2 separate regions of the Homo sapiens genome follow, and region 2 is linked to region 1. The links are chromatin contacts, found by Hi-C or POLR2A ChIA-PET in ENCODE. All regions are on one chromosome and are shown on one strand. Each heading gives the region's core, a stretch centred on a gene start or an enhancer-like site at or near the end of the contact. The rest is flanking DNA. Distances are from core to core; before and after follow the strand shown. Region 1 overlaps TNRC6B (trinucleotide repeat containing adaptor 6B). Region 2 overlaps SGSM3 (small G protein signaling modulator 3).

Region 1 (6,539 bases), core at 1,586-4,085:
TCCAGCAGTCCTTCCACCTCAGCCTCCCAAAGCACTGGGATGACAGGCATGAACCACCGTGCCCAGCCTGTTTTGTTTTTTGAAATGCCCTTTAAGACCAGGGCTTAAAATATTTATTTGAAAAGATCAACTATAGATTTCAAATTCTAGTTTTAATGTTCTGAGTCTGTATCTTTCTTAGTGGGGGAGGTCAGGTTTCTCCACACCCCTTCCTTGCCTCCCCGTCATCACCACCAACTGCCTCTCCAAGGTCTTGCCTGGGAGTCTGGGACTGTGTCCCCTTGGCACCTCTCCTCTTCTTTCCCTCTAAGTTCCAGTCATCCTTCAAGCCCCAGGTAGAGGTTTGTCCTTTAGACAGAGCCATTTCTGACTTCCCTGGCACTCTACAATGGCAGTGTCTTCTTAAGTCTTGGAGCATACACATACTTTACAGTATCCTTTGGTATCAGGCTGACAGTCATCCATGGTTATCAAATATCTGTAGCATGTTAGATAATGTCTTCATCGTGCACAGATGGAGAAAATGCCATCTCTCTCTCTGCAGCCTCTTGGAGTTGGTGGCAGAGGGGTGGGTTGAGGTGAGGAGGAGGTGATAGCAGAATTCCCAGCAGATAGTGTGATAAATGTATAGAAATGTTTAACAGAGTTTGGGTAATCGGCTGAGCCTTCACACTAGCAGTGACGTCTGAGTCTTAAAGAATGAGTCAGAATTTTCTGAGCACACCAGATTAAAAGTGCCTTCTAAGCAGCAGGAGCCTCATGTGCAAGGGGCAATAATATCTAGAAGAACATAGCATTTGGGGGAAAGGCAGTTACTCTGAATAATTAGTTAGAGCTTGTTGAAACGTACACACAAATGCACACACACTGTCTTAGAATAGAAAAGAAAGGAACTAGACAAGAAGTATGGGACCAAATTTGGAAAAGGTGTTTGCTTTGCTTAGGATTTGGGACTTGGCCCTATGGGCCAATCCTTTTCAACGTGGTTTACAACCATTATTTGGGTTGCTACTTAAAGACACAGTTCCCAGGTCTCCAGTCTTCTGTGACAGGTGGCTTTGGGACTTAGTCACCCCCGTGTGATCTTTATGTGCACTTACAGTTTGGCCACTGCTGTAGACAATATACTATTAAAGATTTTTCAGCTGAGTAGTGATGTAGGAAAATTTAAGGTTTAGAAGATGCTGGGTGCAGTGGCTCACACCTGCAATCCCAGCCCTTTGGGAGGCTGAGGCAGGCAGATTGCTTCAGCCCAGGAGTTTGAGACCAGCCTGGACCACATAGTAAAACCCCATCTCTACAAATTTTTTTTTTTTTTTTGAGTTGGAGTCTCACTCTGTTGCCCAGGCTGGAGTGCAGTGGCACAATCTCTGCTCACTGCAACCTCCGCCTCCCAAGTTCAAGTGATTCTCCTGCCTCAGCCTCCCGAGTAGCTGGGACTACAGGAGTGTGCCACTATGCCTGGCTAATTTTTGTATTTTTAGTAGAGACGGCATTTCACTATGTTGGCCAGGCTGGTCTCGAACTCCTGACCTCCTGATCCACCCGCCCTGGCCTCCCAAAATGCTGGGATTACAGGCGTGAGCCACTGTGCCCAGCTTTTTTTTTTTTTTTTTTTTGAGGCAGAGTCTCTCTCTCACTCAGCTCACTGCAACCTCCACCTCCTGGGTTCAAGTGATTCTTGTGCCTCAGCCTCCTGAGTAGCTAGGATTACAAGCATGCGCCACCACGCCTGGCTAATTTTTGTATTTTTAGTAGAGATGGGGTTTCACCATGTTGGCCAAGCTGGTCTGGGACTCTTGACCTCAAGTGATCCACCCCACCTTGACCTCCCAAAGTGCTGGGATTACAGGCGTGAGCCACCGCGCCCAGCCTACAAAAAATTTTTTTTAATGATCCAGGCATGGTGGTGTGTACCTTTAGTCCCAGCTGCTCAGGAGGCTGAGGTGGGAGGATAGATTGAGTCTGGGAGGCGAGGCTGCAGTGAACCACGATCAAGCCACTGCACTCCAGCCTGGGCAACAGAGCAAGACCCCGTCTCAAAAAAGAAAAAAAGAGGAAGGGAGGGAGGGAACAAACAAACACTGGAAGTAATATAGAGGACATGTTTGAATGGCAGGAGTACTAGAGCAAAAGAGTGCAGTTGCAGGACTAGTACAGGAGTCTAGGTAAGGCAGCGACAGTGGGAATTAACCTTCTTGTGGAAGTCACCTCTGATCTTTTCCTTGCATAATATGATGATCTGTTCTCTAGTCTCTTCTTACTCAGTGTATCAGCAGCATTTGACAGAGTTCCCCTCCTTTCTGAAGCACTTCCTGTGTTTGGCTTTTGGACACCTACTACACTGGTTCTCCATCTGCCTCTCCTTCTCCATCTCCTTTACGAGTTCCTCCTCAAGTTCTCAATACATATTCAGCAGAATGTCCCAGATCTCAACCTTCGAACCTCTCCTCACCATCTGTAGTCAGTGCCAGGTGATCTTACCAAGTGGAATGACTTTAAGCACTGAATTCCAAAATTGTGTCTTCAGCCCACATCATTTTTCCTCAACTCCACAGACTACTCATAGGTTGCCTTACAGGTTAACATGTTCAAAACACAGCTTCTGATCTCACCCCACACTGCCCTCAAAAACATCCCCTTAACTCCCAGCAAATGGCACTCTCATCCTATAGGAGTTCAGGCCAAAAACCTTGGAGCTCGTGACCATGTTCATTGCATCAGTAAGACTGCCCTTCAAACCTTTATCCAAAAGCGGATCCTTTTTTACCACTTTCAACAGCACAGGCCCTGGCCAAGCCACCGCCGTTTCTGTCTAGGTTATTGCAGTGACTTCCTGCCTGTTCCCCACCCTGCCTCGGCTCAACATTTGCCTGTCTCACGTCTGAGTCAGACTGATTCTCTGACACCGCACTGTCCAGTGTGATAGCCGTCAGCCACATCAGCCCTTGAAATGTGGCCGCTGGACTGGAAGCACTGAATTTTAAATTTTATTTTAATTAACTTAAATAGCCACGTCTGGTTCATAGTCACTGTGCAGACAGCACAGACGTAGAACGTGTCGGCGTTGCAGGAAGTTCTGCACAGCACTGTGCTAAAACAAAAGGCAGGTTGTGTTACTCTTTCAGCGGGAATCCCCTCGTGGCTGGTTCTCTCGCTGAGAATGCAAGGCAAAAGCAAAGTCTTTACTCTGGTCTTTGAGGTTCCTGGTGATCCCACCTCCCCACAAGTACAGGTCACTGTCCCATACCTTCATGCTGCTCCAGCCAAGTGGCCCCCACACACCAAGCATACGCTTAGAACATCCTTCCCAGATGGCAGCATGGCTCAGTCTTTATCTCCTTCAGCTCTCTGCTTCTCTGCCACCTTCCCTAGGAGCTTTCTCAGGGCAGCTACGTACAGTGTGCAGCCTGCCCTGTCACTCCCCCACCCCCCGACCCGCTTGCTCCTTGTCTTTTCTCCCTCTCTGCCCCGCGCCTAGGAGTATAATAAGCTTCACAGTGGCAGGGTCTGGGCCTGCTGTGTTCACTGCTGGAGCCTGAGCAGGGCATGTATTTTGAGCTCGGTGACTATATATCAAGTCATGGGAAGATGCATATCAGAGTGATTTCAAAAGTGGAATTGTTGGGAAAGTTGCAGTTAACTTTGTGTGAGAGACTTGGGTACTACAGATCTCTTTATGACCAAAGTGTCTGCTCTACCCAAAAAAGAAAATTACTTGTGTTCCCTCCATTTTTGAATTTTGTTTTATTTATTTAATGCATACTGGGAGCAGAATATTAAATATTGGATTATTCTGTCTTTTCCCAACATTTCTGTATTTCTAAAAAATGAAGCAGTTGGGTAACTCTGAAGAAAGAAAAGGCCAGGCACGGTGGTTTACTCCTATAATCCCAGCACTTTGGGAGACCAAGATGGGCAGATTGCTTGAGCCCAGGAGTTCAAGACCAGCCTGGGCAATATGGCAAAACCTGTCTCTAACAGAAATACAAAAAATTAGCCGGGCATGGTGGTGCATGCTGTAGTCCCAGCTACTTGGGAGGCTGAGGTGAGAGGATGACCTGAGCCCAGGAGGTTGAGGCTGCAGTGAGCCATGGTGACACCGCTGCAATCCAGCCTGGGTGACAGTGATATCCTGTCTTAAAAAAAAAAATGAAAAAGACAAGATAACCACACACAGTTTGGATAGCGGAGAAACAAATTCTTAAAGAAACCTCCAACCCAAATACAATGACAGGAATTATTTTTACTAATTCCCTATTCAGACACTATTCATATACAGGGATGCTTTTCACATTATTGCACTCAGGGTCACTAGAACCTGATGTTAACATTGTGTCCTTGAATTTTCTGCTGTTGCTATGTAGCATTCACGGTGATCATAATGATGTTTCATCAGGTAGATTTACCTTGATTTACTTAACATTCCCTTCCCCCACTGTTGAGTATTAAATTGTTTTTAATTTTTCCCTGTTACAAATAATGCTGCAGAGAAATCCTTATACATAAACCCTTGCCCACATTTTTTCTAAATTTAGTTGCCCAAAATGAAATTTCTGGGTCAAAGCACATTAATATTTTAAAAGGTTTTGATAAATACCAGATTTTATATTCCTTTTGACCACATTATAGGGGCAATCAGTAGTTAATGTAAACATAGAAGATACTGAGGCCGGGCTCAGTGGCCCATGCCTGTAATCCCAGCACTTTGGGAGGCCAAGGCAGGTGGATCACCTGAGATCAGGAGTTTGGGACCAGCCTGGCCAACATGCTGAAACCCCATTTCTACTAAAAATACAAAAACTTAACTGGGTGTGGTGGCAGGCGTCTGTAGTCCCAGCTGCTCAGGAGGCTGAGGTAGGAGAATGGCATGAACCCTGGAGGCGGAGCTTGCAGTGAGCCGAGATCGTGCCACTGCGCTCCAGCTTGGGCGACAGAGCAAGACTCCGTCTCAAAAAAAAAGCCAGGCATGGTGGCGCACACCCGTCTGTCGTCCCAACTGCTCAGGAGGCTGAGGCAGGAGAATCGCTTGAACCCAGGAGGTGGAGGTTGCAGTGAGCTGAGATTGTGCCACTGCACTCTAGCCTGGGCGACAGAGTGAGACTCCATCTCAAAAAAAAAAAAAAAAAGGATGACACTGAAACTTCTAAGATTTGTTACAAATATTCCGGGCCTTGGGTTTCTACCATGCCTGTTTCCTCCAGTTACTCAAATACAATATTGAGAAAGTAACATATTCCAGCAGGCTTTTGTCCTGACTTTAAATTGCTGTCATTTTGCACCTGCAGTGCTTTGTTAAATGCCATATCGATTGCAACAAGATCTTTACTTTCTCCAATCCAGCAGGAGATTGAAGGGCTTTTAAACCAGAATAATTAACTCCCTGAAATGGAGAATGTGCAGACCTGCACCACCGTGATTCCTCTGCAGCCCAGGCGGGCGTGAGCAGGTGTTTGCCTGGAGCCTAGTGGCGCTTTTCCCTGGTCCTTCTGTATTCTTTGGAGAGGGGCAGTACATTTGCAATCCTAAGAAAGGAGAAGTTGAGCACGGCTGGGATAGGAATTTCTCAAAAATTACACTTTTATTGTCTCTAAAATTGTCAGTTTATGGAACATACGAGCTGGTGGCTTCTAAAGATCACTTTCCTATGCTTTTCTTTATATTCTTTCTGCATGTGTCTCTCTGTCTTTAAACAATCTGTTGTTTTCATTTTGCCTTTTTTGCACTTAACCCATATAGTATAGAGCCTCCTTCTTTTGTTGTGCTATTTTTACTTGTATTATTTCAAATATATTCCCATGTGGATTTGGGCAGCTATGGTTCATATGATATTCCATTATATGACTATACCATAATTTACCTATTCTACTACCAGGTCTACTGTTCATAGACATTTGGATTGCTTCTAGATGTTTGTTGTTATGAGCAGTGCTGCTATAATATCCTTTTCTTTTTTTTTTTTTTTTTTTTTTTGAGGCAGAGTCTCCCTCTGTTGCCCAGGCTGGAATGCAGTGGCGTGATCGCAGCTTACTGCAACTCTGCCCCCGGGTTCAAGCAATTCTCCTGCCTCAGCCTCCTAAGTAGTTGGAACTACAGCTGCCAGCCACCATGCCTGGCTAATTTTTGTATTTTTAGTAGAGACAGGATTTCACATGTTGGCCAGTCTGGTCTCGAACTCCTGGCCTCACGTGATCTGCCCACCTTGGCCTCCCAAAATGCTGGAGTTACAGGCATGAGCCACCGTGCCTGGCCTGCTATAATATTCTCATGTTTGTCTCCCAGGATGAATTTCTCGATGGTACTGCTGGGTCACGGGCAGGTTTTACTTTGGTGGTTTCTTTAGCTAATTTTGAGTAGTAGGAATGCCTGAGGGCGGGGGCGGAGGGGGGTAGGGGAATGGTGGGGAATAATGGGTTCTTGCCCTGTTACTGTGTCTCCCATGCTTGCTCCTTGTCTGCCCTGCCCCTAGGAGTGTAATAAGCTTCACAGCAGCAGGGTCTGGGCCTGCTGTGTTCACTGCTGGAGCCTGAGCATCAATA
Region 2 (6,539 bases), core at 2,559-5,058, 110 kb after region 1:
GGTTGCAGTGAGCTGAGATTGCGCCACTGCACTCCAGCCTGGGCGACAGAGTGAGACTCTGTCTCAAAAAAAAAAAAAAAAAAAAAAAAGAAGTATTTTTGCTTATGTTGCTTACAGCTTTCATGTTCCATGGTAAATGTCTGTAGAAAACCATCTCTGTAGTAGTAGCAACTATGCTGTGTTGTTAAGAAAATAGGACACAGGACAGGACAGGAGGACCAGAGTGAATGGGGGGCCATATCCCTCTGATCTATATGAAGAGACCACAGGAAATGGACAGAACCTTTTCTGCCCCTCCCCATAGATGGGGGAAAACAGGGTGTATAGTAAGATCTGACCTTCTGTGCTTTTTAAACAAAATTTGCCTTATAGGAAATTGTAAGATTAGCAAACTAGGGAGTATGTACATTTAATTTTGAAAAATTCTTTCTAGAGCTCCTCAAAGGTTCCTAAATCAATCCTGTTTTTCAACTTTCTGCCTCTCAGTACTCCTGTGACAACAGGAGGGCAGCCACCCTGACGTGGCTAACTCTCTGGGCTGTTCCTGCCAACTCCCAGATGGCTGCTTTCAGGAAGGTTTCCATAGCGACCAGAGGCAGGAAAAACCTGCCCACCCAGCTTAACAATTCACATCCGGCTGGGCTTTATAGCCAGTGGGAGAAGTGGCGTGTTTATATATACTTATATACATTACATACATTTATATGTGTGTGTAGCATTAAAGAGCTCAACCCTGCAGACTCTATATCCAGAATCTGGCTGGGTGTGGTGGCTCACACCTGTAATCACAGCACTTTGGGAGGCTGAGGCAGGAGGATCACTTAAGCTCAGGAATTCAAGACCAGCCTGGGCAACATAGAGGGACCTTGTCTCTAAAAAAAAAAATATGATAAAATATATCCATAATCTGACCATTTCTCAGTGTTCCCACCATAGGAAAGTCAACATACCTTTCACCCTGACTAATCCAACAGCCTCCTCTATGTCCACCACCACCTCTGCAAGACAGCCAGAGAGGGCTCAGAGCCCTCCCCTACTTTCCCAGCTCACTGAGAATGAAGCCCAGAATCCACCACACTGTGAGGCCTCGTAGTCCCCTGCTGTGTCTTCTCCCACCATTCAGGCTGTTTCCTCCCACTCTTTCCTTCTCATTCCCCAGCCCCTCCAGCCTGCTGGCTGCCTTGCAGCTGTTTCAGCATGCCCAGTGTGCTCCCAACTTGGGGCTGCTTCTCCCTGGATCTCCTTTCCCTCAGGTAGCCATGAGCCCTCAGTTCCTTTTGGTCTTTGCTCAGGTGTCCCTAACCCATATTCTAAAGAGCTTCTCCTGAACACTTGATATAAATCCCCTCTCTTCTGATAGTCTCCACACCTTGACCTTTATTTTTCCTCACAGCATTGTAGTTATCACAATCTATTTCTGTGTTTATCATCCAATTCTGTCTTTTTTTTTTTTTTTTTTTTTTGAGATGGAGTCTCTGTCACCAGGCTGGAATGCAGTGGCGCCATCTCAACTCACTGCAACCTCTGCCTCCTGGGTTCAAGTGATTCTCCTGCCTCGGCCTCCCGAGTAGCTGGGACTACAGGCACACGCCACCACGCCCAGCTAATTTTTGTATTTTTAGTAGGACAGGGTTTCACCATGTTGGCCAGGATGGTCTCAATCTCCCGACCTCAGGTGATCCACCCACCTCGGCCTCCCAAAGTGCTGGGATTACAGGCGTGAGCCACCGGGCCCAGCCTGTCATCTGATTCTCTAATGTAAGGGTCAGGACTTTTTCCCCCACTGTTGTGTCCCAGCTCTTAGAAGCTGCCTGGCTCTTAGGGGTGCTCAGTCCCCATTTGCTGATGAATGAATGAGTGGGAGGACAGCCAAGATCAGGAAAGGGGAGGGACTCCTGAGTGGGCCTTCCCAGCCCCTTCAGGCCTCCACAGCCAGATGTAGCTGATTTCTCTGCTACAAGCAGCCTGCAGGTGCTCTGTCACACTTTTACTCTGCCCTTTCAGAACCACCAACCAAACCCCTGCCTCTGGGGCCGATGGTGATGAGGAGTCTTTCTCATGCTCTCAACTGGGACATGTTATGTGGAACCATACACAGTTGTCATTTTTCTAGGCTGTAATGGATGAATATCGGCAATTTAATATGGTTCAACATAGTTTTTAGTATACCTCAATGAGGAGGGTCCATATATTAACAATAACTTTCTAAAAATTTTTAGGACTACTAATTGCCTGATACTTATTGAGTACTTATATGTGTCAGGCAGTGTGCTAAAGGCCTTATTTGCATCAGCTCACGTAATCCTCATAACCACAGTAAGGCATAGGTATTATTATTCCATTCTATCGAAAAGAAAACTGATACAGACGTGAAGTAAACTTGCCCACGGTTATAACAAGTGGGCACAGGCCCACTCTGCTACACGAGTAGCAGAGCTAGGATTGGACTGGAGATGTCTTTACTTTTTTTTTTTGAGACAGAGTCTCACTCTGTCACCCAGGCTGGAGGGCAGTGGTGCGATCTTGGCTCACTGCAACCTCTGCCTCCCGGGTTCAAGCAATTCTTGTGCCTCAGCCTCTCAAGTAGCTGCGATTACAGGGATGCATCACCATGCCTGGCTAATTTTTTTGTATTTTTAGTAGAGACAGGGTTTCACCATGGTGGCCAAGCTGGTCTCAAACTCCTGGCCTCAAGTGATCCGCCCACCTCAGCCTCCCAAAGTGCTGGGATTACAGGCGTGAGCCACCGCGCCCAGCCAAGATGTCTTTACTTTTAATCATGGTGCAGAGGATGAGCGCTGAGCCCACTCCCTCCCAAAGCTGACACGTGGTTGTTCTGCCACAGCCATTTGCCATCTCAGGCTCCAAGCCAGCAGGAGGCGTAATAGAGCACTGGGTTCCATTCCCAGGGCCATCTAGCTGGTGGCCATGTGTCCGTCATTTCACAGGGTGGGGTTACATGGTGTGGCAGGGCAAAGTTTTGGGAGTCCATTTGGAAACTATCAGTCTCTCCTAGGCTTATTTTCTGTTGTGTAAGGAATGAATGTGTTGTAAGGATTGAATGATGACATGACATGCTTTTTAAAATTTCTAGCTCAGTCTCTTTAATGTAAAAATATGTAATCATCCAGCTCATAGTTCTGAGGGAAACCCTATATCACATATATTTTACACTGAAGGAAGACATTAAAATTCCATTCTCTTCACACAGAACCAACCAACCAGGATGGCTGGCCTGTTGGGGAAGCAGGTTCTGCCATCTGGTTCTCAGCAGGCATGTCTGGAAGCAGGAGGGAGCGTCTCTCCCATTTGGGTACCAAAGCCTCTGTAACAGTCAGGAATGTTCTGCTGTGGCCTTTATCCTAAACTTGGCTTGGCCAGTGTGTGTCTGGGGCAGGAGCAGAGGCCGGGACACAGCTGAGCTGCCCACAGGAGCTATTTTTGCCCCCACACTTGTATGTCTTTAAAGAGAACTGGGATTTTCTCACAGCTCCTTTGAAGTGGTGGTTTGATTTTCCTCTTTTTTGCTTCTCACTTACCTAATTCTTCCCGATTTATCTAGAATTCCCAACACCAGAATTCCATGGCAGATAGCATGGAGAATAGGTTCTGTTATGGACCAGGATAACAACTGTCATTTCTGAATTCTCATTGTGTGAAAAATGGCAAAAGTAAATTTTTCTTCAGTGCCAGGTTTAGGTAAATATGATTTCAAAAACCGGAATGTAACTTGTCTTGAAATCTTTCAACCACATCTCCTCGTTGTCACCTACTTCCTTTCGTAGAGTGAGAGCCTTTAATTCTGTGGTTAGAAGTAAAAGGAAGTAAAGGCTTGGCCGGGCGCGGTGGCTCATGCTTGTAATCCCAGCACTTTGGGAGGCCGAGGCCGGCGGGATCACGAGGTCAGGAGTTCGAGACCAGCCTGGCCAATATGGTGAAACCCCGTCTCTACTAAAAAGACAAAAATCAGCCGGGTGTGGTGGTGCAACCCTGTAGTCCCAGCTACTCGGGAGGCCGAGGCAGAAGAATCTCTTGAACCCAGGAGGCAGAGGTTGCAGTGAGCTGAGATTGCACCACTGCACTCCAGCCTGAGGTGACCAAGCGAGACTCTGTCTAAAAAAAAATAAAAATAAAAATAGAATGACTTTCCTCTTTTCTCTTCTAACAGGGCAGATGATTCTGGACCAGATGAAGCCTGAGGAGCCTTCCAGCTCTAAGATAGCAGGATAGGAGACTTCTAAGATTGGAGCTGCAGAAGACTTGCCAGCCCACCAGCACAATGTCAGGTAGAGGCAGGGGCTGGACTTGGAAACGGGGTTTGAAGCTCTCACAGAGGAGCCAGAGGGATGGAAGGTGGCTTGTTTTCCATAAAACACCATCCAGATAAGAGAGGTGGAGATGGTAGGGAAGGCTTCTGGCTGGCTGAGAAAGTTATTAAAACTTCCTTCTCAGCTCTGCTCTCTAGCTCTCCTCCTCCAGCTCTCCAACCCGCAGATCTGCAGTCCTCAGGTGGAGAAAGAGGCCGGAAGATGAAGTTTGGTCATGTTTTGTAATGTGCTGCTGTTTCTTTCCCCTCTTCTCCAGAAATTTGCTGATTTCTAGGAGGTTTCTTTCACTCTGCTCCTTCCCTACCCAGCACGCTTGAGATGGGCCAGTCCCTTTAATGCTGGTGCTCTTAGAGGGAGAGGGTATTTCCTGATTTGAATTTTGCCTCTGCATTTTCTATTTTTTTTTTATTTTTTTGAGGCAGAGTTTCGCTCTTGTTGCCCAGGCTGGAGCGCAATGGCACGATCCTTGCTCACTGCAACCTCCGCTTCTTGGGTTCAAGCTATTCTCCTGCCTCCCGAGTAGCTGGGATTACAGGCATGTGCCACCACGCCCAGCTAATTTTGTATTTTTAGTAGAGATGGGTTTCTCCATGTTGGCCAGGCTGGTCTCAAACTCCTGACCTCAGGTGATCTGCCCACCTCGGCCTCCCAAAGTACTGAGATTACAGGCGTGAGCCACTGCGCCTGGCCTGCCTCTGCATTTTCTTGATTGTTCTCCTGGTCCTCTTTGGTTTTAGGAAGCCATACACCTGCCTGTGGCCCTTTCTCAGCCCTGACTCCGAGCATATGGCCCCAGGAGATCTTGGCCAAGTACACGCAGGTATAGCAGTTAGCCAGGCACCAGCCTGCTGTGCTCCCACGCTGTGGTATGAAGGGGACCCAGCTCTGCAGGCTGCCCAGGAAGAGGTGGCCAACTCACACAGGGTTATGAGTTCCCCACCAGAGATGGTATCTTAGCCCCATGTTTCCTGTGTGAATCAACCACTGTGGCACTATGCTCTCAGTATTATAGGGACACAACTGCATAAAACATGTTTCTTGCCTTGATTTTATTATCTTTGACCTCTGAGAAGAACAAGGAAAATAGAAGGTTGAGAAATTGCTAGAAGAAGGTTCAGAGAAGGTTGCGTGGTAACCAGAGGCGGCTTTTGGAAGAGTAGCCTTTGATCTGAGCCCGAAGGCTGGGTGGGATTTTAGCAGGCAACCCTGTGGGTGGCATCTTTCAGACCTGAGGCCCCCAACTAGGGGACAGGCAACTGACTTCAACCTCATCCTGATTCTAGAAGGAAGAGTCAGCAGAGCAACCAGAGTTCTACTACGATGAGTTTGGTTTCCGTGTGTACAAGGAAGGTAAACTTGAGCCCCTTTTGTGTGTCATCTTGCTGATGTTCTTTGGGGAGGACTCCGCTCCCTTGACTGAATTACTCGGCCTGTGATGGCTGAGCTCTGATGCGTCAGGGTTCCAGATTTAAGGACAGAGTGTATCTGAGGGTGATACTCTCATAAGTATGGGAGACTTCTGCTTTTTTTGAGATAAATTTTACTGATCCTCACCTGACAGTAAAAGCAATCGTGTTCACTGTAGAGAAGTTGAAAAATTCAGGCTGGACGTGGTGGCTCACGCCTGTAATCCCAGCACTTTGGGAGGCTGAGGTGGATGGATCACTTGAGGCCAAGAGTTCAAGACCAACCTAGCTAACATGGTGAAACCCCATCTCTACTAAAAATACAAAATTTGCCAGGTGTGATGGTGTGCGACTGTAATCCCAGCTACTCAGAAGGCTGAGGCAGGAGAATCTCTTGAACCCAGGAGGTGGAGGTTGCAGTGAGCTGAGACTGCGCCACTGCACTCCAGCCTAGGCAACAAGAGCAAACCTCTGTCTCAAAAAAGAAAAAAGCATATTTTCAATGGCTGTATAATATCCTTTTATAGTGAATATACAGTATTTGGATAACTACTTTTCTATAACTGAGTCTCTAGTCCATTTCTGTTGTTTTCTACTATAAATGGACCTTTTGGTCCTGAGTGGGCTATTGGGAAGTCCATCTGCCAGGCCAGAACTGTGGCTAGGACATTTTAATTGACTGCAACTAATCACCTTCAGGTCACTCACGTTTCCAATTCTGACAAAAGTTTTCCTTGTTCTTCTGATTCGTAGGCAGGTATTTGCAGGTTAAAGGTTTGGGTTGAGAAGGACACAGGGAACTTGC

The links. A loop is a pair of places that touch in the nucleus more often than their neighbours do. ChIA-PET counts read pairs that join two places held with the same protein, here RNA polymerase II (POLR2A). Pooled maps may share reads with other maps.
Region 2: a loop to region 1 is called in a pooled map, with 2.8 times the contacts of the local background. The contact joins two enhancer-like sites. A Hi-C loop is called at or near these places in 5 of 50 pooled maps. POLR2A ChIA-PET finds 5 or more read pairs at or near these places in 6 of 52 experiments (CD4-positive, alpha-beta T cell, CD8-positive, alpha-beta memory T cell, SK-N-SH and 3 more).

The regions. Positions count from the first base shown.
Region 1 is chr22:40,287,241-40,293,779 of GRCh38, forward strand. All of the region lies in intron 12 of TNRC6B (trinucleotide repeat containing adaptor 6B), which reads left to right. Among named protein-coding and RNA genes, the nearest start is that of ADSL, 56 kb to the right of the region's middle. Within about 2 kb of position 2,836, at least 12 of the 41 ENCODE cell types and tissues checked have a DNase peak (open chromatin) inside an H3K27ac peak, as active enhancers do; they include CD4-positive, alpha-beta T cell, where a contact is called at or near this core.
Region 2 is chr22:40,396,528-40,403,066 of GRCh38, forward strand. It overlaps SGSM3 (small G protein signaling modulator 3), which reads left to right. Exons shown (of 22, transcript NM_015705.6): 2 at 4,169-4,286; 3 at 5,066-5,148; 4 at 5,612-5,678. The coding sequence starts at 4,280. Among named protein-coding and RNA genes, the nearest start is that of SGSM3, 29 kb to the left of the region's middle. RefSeq lists enhancers at 1,748-1,807, 2,388-2,487. Within about 2 kb of position 3,809, at least 8 of the 41 ENCODE cell types and tissues checked have a DNase peak (open chromatin) inside an H3K27ac peak, as active enhancers do; they include CD4-positive, alpha-beta T cell, where a contact is called at or near this core.